Linked DNA regions of Homo sapiens: region 2 is linked to region 1. The links are chromatin contacts, found by Hi-C or POLR2A ChIA-PET in ENCODE. All regions are on one chromosome and are shown on one strand. Each heading gives the region's core, a stretch centred on a gene start or an enhancer-like site at or near the end of the contact. The rest is flanking DNA. Distances are from core to core; before and after follow the strand shown. Region 1 holds the start of CGN (cingulin). Region 2 holds the start of PIP5K1A (phosphatidylinositol-4-phosphate 5-kinase type 1 alpha).

Region 1 (6,564 bases), core at 1,036-3,535:
CTGGACTTCTGGCAGGAAGTGGGGGTGGGGTGGTTTCGGGTGTGTGGAGGAAGGACTGATTCACATAGGGCCAGGCAATATGCTTGATGCTAAATAATTGGCAGATTTAGAAAACGGGAGAACTTGAGGTATAGAGATTAGAATCCCCTCAGAGGAAACAAGGAAAGCAAATGGTCGAAATAGAAAAGGACAGCTCAGTGACCTTGATGATTTGGCACCCTTTTTCTCATAGTTAGAGATAAGAAGGTTCCCCGTGGATCCAAAAAGAATCCCCCAAGTGGACTCCTGCCCAGGTCCGCTGAAAGAGCAGAAACCTGAGAGCCAGGCTACAGCTGCTTGGCCAGTAGGGAAAAAAACACAATGAGGAACTGGGCCCCTGCAAACTGGCTGGACTGGTTTGAGAGGCAAGGGGAAGGGGAGGGCCGGGGAAACTACACTGGCAGCTTGTAAAGCAGACCAGAGAAATTCCACACCACGGAGGAGGCAGAGGGGCAAGACCACAGGCAGGGGCTCTCCAGCCTTGATGGCAAAGCCAAAGCTCTGAAGGAGAGGACAGAGGGCAGGGAGGGAACAGGCAGGAGGAGCAGATGAACAGGAACCTGGTGACAGGCCAGTATGTGACAGGGAGACTTTGTCTCCCTCCACCCCTCCCTTTGAGGTTCCCAAAGTTGCATTCCTGATCCCACACTTGCTTTGGCCACCTCCCTGGTCCTCAGTCCGCCCCTCCCTGGCACAAAGAGAAGAGCCCTACACCCCCATCACCTCCCACAAGGGGAATGGCATGCAGGCCAGCCTGGGAAACACAGGAAGGGTTCTAGGAAGCCAGAATCCTCTTAGAGTCGGGCAAATCTCTGGATTAGCAGTCCCCCAGAGCCAGCCCCCAGACTCCCAAACATCCAGGATGAAAGAAGAGATGCATAGGCATGTGTAGGCAGCCCATCTACAAACATAGCGGTTGCTAATTATTTCCCAATTACAACAACCTTCCTCAGGCAGGGCTTCAAAGGGGCCAAGCTAAGGTTGACTCTAGTTCCTTTACCTGCCTAAGGCAAAGAAATTTGCCTCCAGTCTTGTCTGGGCCCCAAGGTGCACCTTTCATCTGTCCTGGGGATTTGGAGTTGTAATTTCCCTAGTCTCGTGGTCTCCTGATGAGTCCTGCCTATTTCCTGCCCCAATAGTGCCTGCTGCCATTCTGACAGCCACCGCAGTTCAGGAGTCAGGGATGCCTGGAGGGCGTTCAGGGAGTAATGGGGATTCCTCCAGACATCAAGGAAATTGGTTGGGCTCCCAAACCTCATCCAATGGTCCCCATCTAGAACCACAGAAAAAATATGTGGGTACTTGGAGAAAGGGTTTGACATCCGCCCCCAGAAAGGGGCCTCCTGAGAAATAAGTATTAATATTTATCAATATTTTGCAGGACCAGGCAGGGCTCTTTGCTTCCTCATATCCCTCTCTTGGGGAGTACTCTCTCTCTCTCTCAAGAGGAAGAAGGAACGATTCTCCCTGGCACGAAAGCAAAGGACACAAAGTGAAAGCCTAATGGTTGTACACCTGGTGAAGAGATGAGGGTGCCCTCTCATCTGCCCCTCAGTGTCTCTGATTCGCAACTGCCTTCGGCCGGAGGTGAAGGGCTGGGGAAAAAATCCCACACCTCAGAGTCATCTCAAAGCCACCAGGGTGCTGACAACGGCCAGCTGAGACCGCAGGACGCAGGAAAGACCCTCAGGCGAGCAGCACCTGCAGATGCCCTCCCCTGGCGAGTCTGCACCTCAGGCAGCAGCAGTTCCCGACTCAGCTGGAACTAACTCCTTCCCCGCGCCACCGCTGTCTCCAAGAGAAATTCTGCCCCTAGGGCTGGCGTCTGACCTCCAGAGACATCTGGCGCTGAAACGCTTTCATGCGCTGGGAACAGCCTTCGCCCCAGGTGCCCCTCGCCTGGCACCTTCCTAGCCACCTGCATCTGGCACCTCAGGGTAGGGGTCGGCTCTTAATCAGTACCCCACCCCGCCCCAATCTCCCCTCCTCCCGTCTCCCACTCGGCACCGGTGCCCTGGAGAGGGGCATCTCACACCGCCTCGATGCCTGCCCCTCAAAGGTACCCCTGAAGGCTCGCTTTCCTCTCGGGTGCCCTGGCCCGCACCGGGTCCACTCACCCTAGCCGGGCTCCGCGCTCCCAGGCTTGCGTTCGGGCTCGGGCTCGGGCTCGGGCTCGGGCTCGGGCTCGGGCTCGGGCAAAGCAGCACGCGCAGCTCCGGCCCTCCCCCTCGTCCTCGGAGCTCCCTCCTTTCTCTCCCTCCCACCAACCTGTTACTCCGCTGCGGAGCTCCACCCCCGCGGGCCGTCAGTGCCCGCCCCGCCTTTCCCCGCTCCGGTTGGTCCGCTTCCCGTAGGGGGCGGGGCCTCCGGTGCGGGGACCGGGACCCGGGGTCTCCAGCCGCGAAGGGCGGGCCAGGTCACGTGGACCCACGGGCTGCGGAGCGTCGGGGCGGGGCGGCGAGGGGCGCGGAGGCCATTTTGGGGGCGTCGCGGATGGTCGCGAGTGACCGCCGGCCAAGATCCCGGGAGCCGTCGGCCAGAGCATCTTCTGGGCTCTGCTAGAAAACAGCCTCCTGCCTCCCGTTTACTCCAAGGGAATCGCCGGCCAGGGCCCTTTCTGTCCTTCACCTACCTCTGCAGGAACCAGAATGCTCTTTCGTCACTTTCTGCAGAAAATATCTCCGTTGTCCCCCGACGTCAGAGCCTCCTGCACCTCAGCTCGTCTCCCTTTTCCCTGACCCGAACCAGAACCCTGATCTTGGATTCTCTTTTATCTTGTGGCCTCCGCAATCATTTTGCAGCCTGACATCTTTTTCTATGTAATATTTATCACCTTCTAGTTAATAACATAATTTTAAAAATCATTTTCATCATTTTGCCTCCCGTCCTACGATAAGCTTCACCAGAGCAAGGATCTCTTGTTCTGTGCCTTGCTTCACCCCAAACGCCTACAACAGGGACTGGTACATACTACATGCTTAATAAATATTTGTTGACTGAATGAATGGAAACCGGGGACGCAAATTTACCAAAATAGGAATGACCTTCGTTCTAAACTGAAAGGGACTCAGTTGTAAATTTACCTCAGAGTTAGCCTCTCAAAAAGTAGGGATGCTGATCCCAGTTCCTAGAAAAGAGTAAAAACTAGGGGCTCTGCAAACTGCAGGACCGCTCATACCAGCTGCAGTTAAAACAACATTAAAGCTGGCATCCTAGCTGTTAACCGTTGAGATATGTAAAAAAGAGATTGACTTCGTTTACGTTGCTGGGCTCCGGATTTTGTTCTCATTTAGTTACAACAAATATTTACCCTGTATCTATTGGAGTAGAAGAGGAATCTTCGATGCAGCACAGATTCCGGTGTATTCTCGGGAGCTGGTTTCCGCCCCTCCCCAAGCCTTCAAAAGCTAGGTGTGGGTCCTACAGAGTAAAGTCCACTTACCAGCTCCTCAGCTGGGATGCAAAGTCTCTGCATTCCAGAGCAAGCTGTATATAAGGATTAGGGCCATCAAACCGGCCTGTTCCCTGGGGAGGAACAGCAAAAAACATGTAGTGGGGGTGGGGACAGAAGAGGAAATGTCCTTCCAGGAGCGCACCTCCTGAACACTGGGTGGCTTTTAAAAGACTTTTTTTTAAAAAATTTTTTCTTATTTTTCTTTTATTGTGCAGCCTCCTGAACCAGAATAGGTTCAGAGACACTCCCATGGGATGGTTTTTGGTTTGGGTTTTTTTTGTTGTTTTTTTTTTTTAAGACGGAGTCTTGCTCTATCGCCCAGGCTAAAGTCCAGTGGCGCAATCTCGGCTCACTGCAACCTCCGCCTCCCAGATTCAATTGATTTCCGGCTAATATTTTGTATTTTTTAATAAAGACAGGGTTTCACCAGGCTGGTCTTGAACTCCTGTCCTTAAGTGATCTGCCCACCTTGGCCTCCCAAAGGGCTAGGATTACAGGCGTGAGCCACCACACCCAGCCTGTTTTGGGTTTTTTTGTTTTTGTTTTTGCTTTAGTTTTGTTTTTTTCATTGAGACGGAGTCTCACTCTGTCACCCGGGCTGGAGTGCAGTGGTGCAATCTCTGCTTACTGCAGCCTCAGCCTCCAAAGCTCAAGCGATCCTCCCACCTCAGCCTCCTGAGTGGCTGGAACTTCAGGCGCCCACCACCACACCGGGCTAATTTTGGCATTTTTAGTAGAGATGGGGTTTCCATGTTGTCCAGGCTGGTCTTGAACTCCTGAACTCAAGCGAACCGCCTGCCTCGACCTCTCAAAGTACTGGGACTACAGGAGTGAGCCACCACGCTCGCCCCCACCAAGTGTTTGTAAGGAGATTTTTTTTTTTAATGTGGGATATTAAATTGACTCAGATATTGGAAAGGCGGAAGCGCCTAAACTCCCCTAGATAACACCTTAGCAATTAGGATACTTAGTATATTTGTAGTAAATACCAATTTGGGTGGTTACCCAGCACCATGAACACGAATTACAAGGATAAGTGGGAGCCTCTGAGTCACCGCCTTCGTCATCTGTTCTTCAAGGAAGCACTCAGTCTGAGAGGTACATCCAGGCACAAGTGACAAAGGCGACACCCTGGTCTTTTTCCAGAGTTCAGAAGACAGGTGATCCCTCTCCTTAAGAAATGCTACAGGGCCAGGCGTGATGACTCATGCCTCTAATCCCAGCACTTTGGGAGGCCAAAACAGGAGGATAGCTTGAGCCCTGGAGTTGGATCGCTTGAACCCAGGAATTCAAGACCAGCCTGGGCAACACAGTGAGACCCCATCTTTATAAAAAATAATAATAATAAAATTTTTTCAAAAAAGAAATGGCAAAATTGGCCAGTTTATAAATACAGCAAAAACAGAATTTATAGCAAATATAATACCCAGAAAGAAGAAATAACACTGATAGATGTTAAAGAGAGAAGTTTTATTTTATGAAATGGGATAATAGAGAAAGTTTTAGGTAAATTGCAGGTTTCATCAAAGAAGTGGATTTGCCATCCTCGCTAACATGGTGAAACCCCGTCTCTACTAAAAATACAAAAAATTAGCTGGGTGTGGTGGTGGGCGCCTGTAGTCCCAGCTACTTGGGAGGCTGAGGCAGGAGAATGGCCTGAACCCAGGAGGCGGAGCTTGCAGTGAGCTGAGATCTAGCCACAGCACTCCAGCCTGGGCGACAGAGCGAGACTCCATCTCAAAAAAAAAAAAAAAAAAAAGTGGATTTGGAACCAAATTCCTCTCCTGCAATTCTTTCCTGAATTCTCCAAGATTCACTGATACCACTAGCAACTCTACTGAATTGTTCTCTCAAAGATCACCCGTTTAAGGCCGGGCACGGTGGCTCATGCCTGTAATCCCAGCATTTTGGGAGGCCAAGACAGGCGGATCACGTGAGGTCAGGAGTTCGAGACCAGCCTGGCCAACATGGTGAAACCCTGTCTCTACTAAAAATACAAAAATTAGCCGGGCATGGTGGTACATGCTTGTAATCCCAGCTACTCGGGAGGCTGAGGCAGGAGAATCGCTTGAACCCAGGAGGCTGAGGTTTCAATGAGCCGAGATTGTGCCATTGCACTCCAGCCTGGGCAACAAGAGTGAAACTCTGTCTCGAAATAATAATAATAATAATAATAATGGAAATGAGGTGATGCCACTAGCTGAAATGGAAAGGACAAGAGACAGGAAGGATTTGAGGAGGACCTAGAAGAAGAGTATGATAAATTAACTCTGGAACCTGATATTTTAAAGAAGCATGTGATGCCGGGCGCGGTGGCTCACGCCTGTAATCCCAGCACTTTGGGAGGCTGAGGCGGGCGGATCAACAGAGGTCAGGAGTTCAAGACCAGCCTGACCAACATGGAGAAACCCTGTCTCTACTAAAAATACAAAAATTAGCCGGGCGTGGTGGCACACGCCTATAATCCCAGCTACTCGGGAGGCTGAGGCAGGAGAATCACTTGAACCCGGAAGGCAGGGATTGCGGTGAACAGAGATCACGCCACTGTGCTCCAGCCTGGTCAACCAGAGCAAAACTCCGTCTCAAAAAAAATTTTAAAAAAGCATGTGGTAAATCCACACACACATACAAATGTCTAGCAAACAACTGGAAATGAAGCCTAGAAAAGAAATCAGGGCTAGAGACAGAGCTAAGAATCATCCTCATAGATGAAAGTTTGCTAAGAGGACTACAGAACAAACTGTGAGAAATAAAGGACAGATGAGGAGTAAAAACGGGATCATTGTGGGGTTATTGAGAAAGGTAAGTAAAGAAGTTCATGCAAGAGAGGTATTCAAGTAGGAGAAGAGACTGGAATTTGGCATTTCGAAGTTATGGGTGATCTTCCAGACGTCAGTTTCAGCAGTGTGATAGGCTTTCAACTCAGAATGCAATATAAGAAGTGTATCAATAAAAAGGAAAGAGAGAGGGTACCTTGACTTAAAGGAAAACAGGGTAAAAGAAAGGGCAACTTCTATGTTTGGTTTTGGGGTTTTGTGGGGAGACTGGTGGGGGGGTGTTTGGTTTTTTTT
Region 2 (6,564 bases), core at 2,032-4,531, 310 kb after region 1:
TGGAGTGCAGTGGTGTGATCTCGGCTCACTGCAACCTCTGCCTCCCGGGTTCAAGCAATTCTCCTGACTCAGCCTCCTAAGTAGCTGGGATTACAGGCCTGCGCCAACATGCCTGGCTAATTTTTTTGTATTTTTTAGTAGAGATGGGGTTTCACCATGTTGGCCAGGCTGGTCTCGAACTCCTGACCTTGCGATATGCCTGTAATCCCAGCATTTTTGGAGGCCGAAGTGGGCGGATTACTTGAGGTCAGGAGTTCAAGACTAGTCTGGCTGACATGATGAAACCCCATCACTACTAAAAACACAAAAAAATAAAATAGCCAGGCATGATGGCACATGCCTGTATTCCCAGCTACTTGGGAGACTGAGTCAGGAGACTCATTCGAAGCTGGGAGGCAGAGGTTGCAGTAAGCCAAGATGGCACCACTGCACTCCAGCCTGGGTGACAGAATGATACTCTGTCTCAAAAAAAAAACCACAAAAACATTTATACAATCTGTATTATTAACTGTTAGTGAGAGGATCTGACAGAAAACATAAAGACCTACAAAAATACCAAAGAGTACAAAGCAAACACCTGACTTAATAGTTGAGAAGTTTGTTTATGGACCATACACAACCCTTCTTCTTTCTGGGTTGGGGATTAGAGGGGAAGCAGGTTTCAAATTAAGGAGCTACTCTATTAAAAATAAAAACCCAGGTGGGGCACGGTGGCTCACGCCTATAATCCCAGCACTTTGGGAAGCCAAGGCGGGCGGATCACAGGGTCAGGAGATCGAGACCATCCTGGCTAACACGGTGAAACCCCGTCTCTACTAAAAATACAAAAAACAAAATTAGCCAGGCGTGGTGGTGGGCGCCTGTAGTCCCAGCTACTCGGGAGGCTGAGGCAAAAGAATGGCGTGAACCCGGGAGGCAGAGCTTGCAGTGAGCCGAGATGGCCCCACTGCACTCCAGCCTGGGCGACAGAGCGAGACTCCGTCTCAAAAATAAATAAATAAATAAATAAATAAATAAATACCCTGTCACTTTTACTTTATCCTATTTCATGCTTATAATGCAGCATGAGTTGTTCTGGTCCCCTAATACTTTTATAGGAAAGGTAAAAAATCCCCTCTCAACAAACTAAAAATAGAGATTTATTAAAAATAAATAAAACTGCAGCTTATTAAGAAGATATGTGTGACTAGATATTTCAGCATCTGAGCTGGAATGTGAAAGGTGGAAGGAACCCTATTCAGCAAATTCTAAACAGCAAAAACGCAACACCAGGCCTGAGGAAATACCAAAATCTCAAGCAAAGCATCCAACATCTGGCAGCGTCTATTCCAGTGTAGAAGCAGCAGTTACTGTGAAACACCAGACACTTCTGATGGAAGCGCTCAGTTTCTGACTCACCTCCCGCCCCCCCACCCGACACACATACACACACTTTCTCCCCTACACACAATCTACTGCTTTTCTTGTGAGCCTCCTCAGCCCTCCCTCAATCTTCATTCGTTTTTAACTATTAATACGCTGAGCTCTCTACATTAACCTGGCTCCATTCTCCAAATTCCAATCTCCTGATACAGCGTAAGCATTCTTCCAGTCCATTTTTCTATTATGCAATACTCCCCCACAACACTTACAGTCACCCCCCCACCCATCTTTCTTCTTCTCAGGCCTAATTTCCAAAACATCACTTCTCGCAGTCTCTACTGCAATTCAAGACTCCATTCCATCTTTCCCATCTGTTTTTAAGGTCTTTGACCTTAATTTCCTACATTCCTTAGACTCTCTTCAAAATTTCCATTCCTTCCCAAAGTTGGGCAGTTTAGAGTTGGGAATCACCAAAGGAATTAGTCTGAGAAAGTATGTATGTGTGTCTGTGTGCCTGTGCGGCCCTAAGGGTGGGGGTGCGAAGTGAGAAGGGGTGACACATTAGGGGGGAGTATCTGAGGGAAAAGATGGCTTCAACAACTCCCGCCCACCCAACAAAATTCACGATTCCCTACCTCTCCAGAAATCGAAAGCGTCCAATAACTTTTCGATATCTTTTAAGTCCCATGGCTTCTCTTCAACATTTTCATCCAATTAGCCCACAATCAACTTAGATTCCACCTGCCTCTCACACTAAGTAGTTCTCTCTACTTCTTAGGCCTCCATTTACTTTCTTAGTTTCTCTACTCCCTTCCGTTTCTCTTGTTTCCTACCGCAACTTCTTTTTTTTTTTTTTTGAGACAGGGTCTCACTCTCTCGCCCAGACTGGAGAGCAGTGGCCCAATCTCGGCTCACCGCAAGCTCTGCCTCCCAGGCTCAAGGGATTATCCTGCCTCAGCCTCCCAAGTAGCTGGGATTACAGATGCACGCCACTACTGTCCGGATAATTTTTGTATTTTTAGTAGGGACGAGATTTCTCTATGTTGGCCAGGCTCGTCTCGAACTTCTGACCTCAAATGATCCGCCCGCCAAGGCCTCCCAAAGTGCTGAGATTACAGGCGTGAGCCACCGCGCCGGGCCACCCTACCCCCACCTTCAATCTCCATCCGTCCTCCTCAAAGACAACCAAAGTTTTCGACAACTTCTTAATCAAACTTATCCTTTCCTCAAACTCCTGCCCGCTCATAAATCCCTATTTGAAAGCCCAGCTCGCGCCCACTTACCGGTAACACGTAGGACATTCCCAGCTACAGGTACCCTCTTAGGTCTCGCTCTTCCTCCCATCGCATATTCCTCACCAGCTCCCTACCCACGCCCTGCCGGGCTTACCTGAGGACAAGGTACAGGAAGGGACCGCGGGATCAAAGGATGAAAAACCGACCGAAGACGACGGCCCGGAGGAGGCCGACGCCATCTTAGCAGCCCCCTCCCCCTCAGCGGCCTGGCTCTCTTTCAATCCGGTTCTTCCTCTTCTCGGAATCGAATCTTCCCAACGTCTCTTTACAGAACCCGCGTTCTGTGGGCCACCTCCCCGCCCCCTCCGGGGCCTCCCTCAGACACGTCGAGCCGGCTCCTGGACCAGCTCAAGGCCACACCATTCGCCTGGCATGGGGAAGAACTCACGTCCCGCACCCCCTCCACAAGTTTAACCGCTTTCCACAGGGGATACTTTCCCCTTTCACAGAAGAGTAAGCTTAAGCTGGCTGCTGGGACCTTGCGCCCAGACCAAGCCACATCTGAAAAAAAAACGAGGCATGAAAAGTCCCAAAGGAGCGAACGCCCCTTCTCCGTCCTTCCTAACCACGGCCTGTTAATCGCCCAACCCGGCCGCTTCACTCCGGGTAGCCAAGCAAAAAATCCGAGCACTGCGCATGCGCCCGACCTTCTCGGGGCATCAGCCCACTCATTGGGGAGAAAAAAGGAGCAAAACCAATCGGGAGGCTGCTAATGGTCACGTGAGGTGGGTCCTCACGCCCTGACGAGTCCACGGGTGGAAGATGTGCGCGCGCGGGTTGGCCGACAGTCCCTACGGTGGCTCGGCAGGTCCTCTTAGGTTCAGTTCTTTGCTAGGACTGGGTCGAGTGATCTGAACTCGGGACAAGAGTCGGTCCGCCAAGTCCTCTGAAATTCCTAACCCAGGAAAGAACTCTCTGCGGGAGTACTGGTGTCAAGTCAGAGACGTTAAGGTGTCGAATATCACAAAACATTTAATACCACCAAGAACTCTTCTTAGTCTTTTTCCTGTTTTACTACTCTTGTTTACTATTTGATTAAACGTGCGTGCATGTCTTACCTTCCTCGGAATGGCATTCGAAATAGATCTGTGTTTTGTTTGCCTCAAGCACAAAGTTAGGCACTGCACAGTGACGGAGTTCAGTAAATATTTGATGCATGAATCAGTGAAGACCTGTCAAAAAAGGGCACGGGAGGCTATCAGGGACTTATCACAACCTTCCCGCGACCCAACCCCTTTAGCCTCCAACTGTCAATTATCTGTGCTCCAAAGGGCATGGAGATACACAGAAAAATTTCTCCCATTGTAGTCTTCGTAGTAACTGCTCGTTTTTAACAAAGTACCCCGTAGGCTATGAACCCTGGTGGGAAGACCAGTCTCTCTGAGCAGACTGTAAAACTTCTGGGGAGCAAGGACTGTGTTTGGTTCACTCTTGTATCTCCAGCTCCTCCAGTGACTTCGTACATAGTAGGGGCTCCATAATTATCTGTGGAATGAATAAATAAAGAGGAATGGTAAAACATTCGGGGTAAGAGTCGGTCAGATAGATCCTCTCAAACTCATGGCCCATGAAATAACTCCATTAAAACAGGTTTTGTGGCCGGGCGCGGTGGCTCACGCCTGTAATCCCAGCACTCTGGGAGGCCGAGGCGGGTGGATCACGAGGCCAGGAGATCGAGACCATCCTGGCTAACACGGTGAAACCCCGTCTCTACTAAAAATACAAAAAATTAGCCGGGCGTGGTGGCGGGCGCCTGTAGTCCCAGGCTACTCGGGAGCCTGGGGCAGGAGAATGGCATGAACCTGGGAGGCGGAGCTTGCAGTGAGCGGAGATCGCGCCACTGCACTCTAGCCTGGACGACAGAGCGAAACTGTCTCAAAACAAAACAAAACAAACAAACAAAAAAAACAGGTTTTGTAACCCCCAGAATGACCTGGTTATCCTCTTTCCAGATGTCTTGTGGGTCCTCATAAAGTAACCTAGGACCCGAACATCCATAGAATATCCCCATGCAGGCCGGGCGCCGTGGCTCACGCCTGAAATTCCAGCACTTTGGGAGGCCGAGGTAGGTGGATCATCTGAGCTCAGGAGTACGAGACAAGCCTGGCCAACATAGTGAAACCGCGTCTCTACTAAAAATACAAAAAATTAGCTGGGCGTGGTGGCGGGTGCCTGTAATCCCTGCTACTCGGGAGGCTGAGGCAGGAGAATCGCTTGAACCCAGGAGGCAGAGGTTGCAGTGAGCCAAGATCGCGCCATTGCACTCCAGCCTGGGCAACGAGAGCGAAACTCAGTCTCAAAAAAAAAAAAAAAAAGGCCGGGCGCAGTGGCTCACGCCTGTAAGCCCAGCACTTTGGGAGGCCGAGGCGGGCGGATCACCTGAGGTCGGGAGTTCAAGACCAGCCTGACCAACATGGAGAAACGCCGTCTCTACTAAAAATACAAAATTACCCAGGCGTAGTGGAGCATTCCTGTAATCCCAGCTACTCGCTACGCCGGAGGCTGAGGCAGGAGAATTGATTGAACCTGGGAGGCAGACGTTTCGGTGAGCCGAGATGGCGCCTTTGCACTCCAGCCTGGGCAACAAGAGCGAAACTCCAACTCAAAAAAAAAAAAAAAAAAAAATCCCCATGCATTTACTGCAGCCTTCTACTCCTCCCTTATGAAGATCTAAGATAATTGTTTCCCTGCTGCCACCTGCTGGATTATTCGTCTTCCTTTGGGCACCGAAAGTAGACAAAATCTTGTTTGTAATTCCACAGCAGTGGAATTTTGTTGTGTTGAAGTATTTTATAATTCCCTGTACCTATACCCTCCACTCAACTAAACAGGACAGGAACTAGTGAGGGGCACACTGAGCACAGGATTTGGCTCATAGGTATTCAATAAATAAATATTTGTTGAATAAATTATCCTTGTTTTCCGAAAAGGCATAGGATTGCTACCATTTCCTGAGTTACTTTAGAAATCGGATAGTGTAGCCGGACGCGGTGGCTCACGCCTGTAATCCCAGCACTTTGGGAGGCCGAGGCGGGCGGATCACGAGGTCAGGAGATCGAGACCATCCTGGCTAACACAGTGAAACCCCGTCTTTACTAAAAATACAAAAAATTAGCCGGGTGAGTTGGCCGGCGCCTGTAGTAGCCCCAGCTACTCGGGAGGCTGAGGCAGGAGAATGGCATGAACCTGGGAGGCGGAGCTTGCACTGAGCCGAGATCGTGCCACTGCACTGCAGCCTGGGCGACAGAGCGAGACTCCGTCTCAAAAAAAAAAAAAAAAAAAAAAAAAAAATCGGCTGGTGTTGATGTAAAGCTGTTTCTGATTTTAAAATTGGAAACAGACTAATAAATCCCAGAATGACCAACGCAGTCAAACAGAGGAATCTTCTCCCTGTGAGCTAATCTGTGAATTCCATTTTATTTTATTTTTGAGACAGAGTCTGGCTCTGTCACCCAGGCTGGAGTGCAGTGGCGCTTGGCTTACTGCAACCTCCACCTCCCGGGTTCAAGCGATTCTCCTGCCTCAGCCTCCCGAGTAGCTGGGACTACAGGCATGCACCACCACGCCCAGCTAATTTTTTATATTTTTAATTTTTATTTTCATCAAGTACTATTTTTATTTTTAATTTCACCAACTCCCACTCAGTCCCTGGGGCGCCCCCACTCCCACTCAGTACCTGGGGTGTCCTCTGAGTCATGGAACCACTCCTCCCCGGTAACATTCCTGGCATAGTAGAACTGTGGTGACGTGGCAGGGTGTGGAAACAGGGGCAGAGCAGGACATGTTGGCTTAGTGCCCCAAGGAAACAGAAAAGGGAGTTCACCAATACATACTTTGGGAAAGGGGGTACAATCTGATGACCTCAAAGTAGGGCCACAGGTACAGACTTCAGTACATGTGAGTACAC

What was found. A loop is a pair of places that touch in the nucleus more often than their neighbours do. ChIA-PET counts read pairs that join two places held with the same protein, here RNA polymerase II (POLR2A). Pooled maps may share reads with other maps.
Region 2: a map of PC-9 shows a loop between it and region 1 (8-fold over the local background). The contact joins the promoter of PIP5K1A here to the promoter of CGN in region 1. A Hi-C loop is called at or near these places in 3 of 168 maps with a recorded cell type or tissue (Caco-2, Calu3 and PC-9), 1 of 37 single-sample maps with no recorded cell type and 10 of 50 pooled maps. POLR2A ChIA-PET finds 5 or more read pairs at or near these places in 4 of 52 experiments (Caco-2, H1, activated CD4-positive, alpha-beta T cell and 1 more).

What each region holds. Positions count from the first base shown.
Region 1 is chr1:151,507,108-151,513,671 of GRCh38, reverse strand. CGN (cingulin) reads right to left here and starts at 2,285. Exons shown (of 21, transcript NM_020770.3): 1 at 2,157-2,285. RefSeq lists enhancers at 1-325, 326-902, 1,765-1,904, 2,056-2,631, 2,632-3,208 and a silencer at 2,235-2,634.
Region 2 is chr1:151,195,269-151,201,832 of GRCh38, reverse strand. PIP5K1A (phosphatidylinositol-4-phosphate 5-kinase type 1 alpha) reads right to left here and starts at 3,281. Exons shown (of 16, transcript NM_001135638.2): 1 at 2,752-3,281. The coding sequence starts at 2,836. It overlaps LOC124904419 (a long non-coding RNA gene), which reads left to right and starts at 3,308. Exons shown (of 2, transcript XR_007066620.1): 1 at 3,308-3,382; 2 at 3,493-3,726. RefSeq lists enhancers at 2,804-2,883, 2,984-3,183.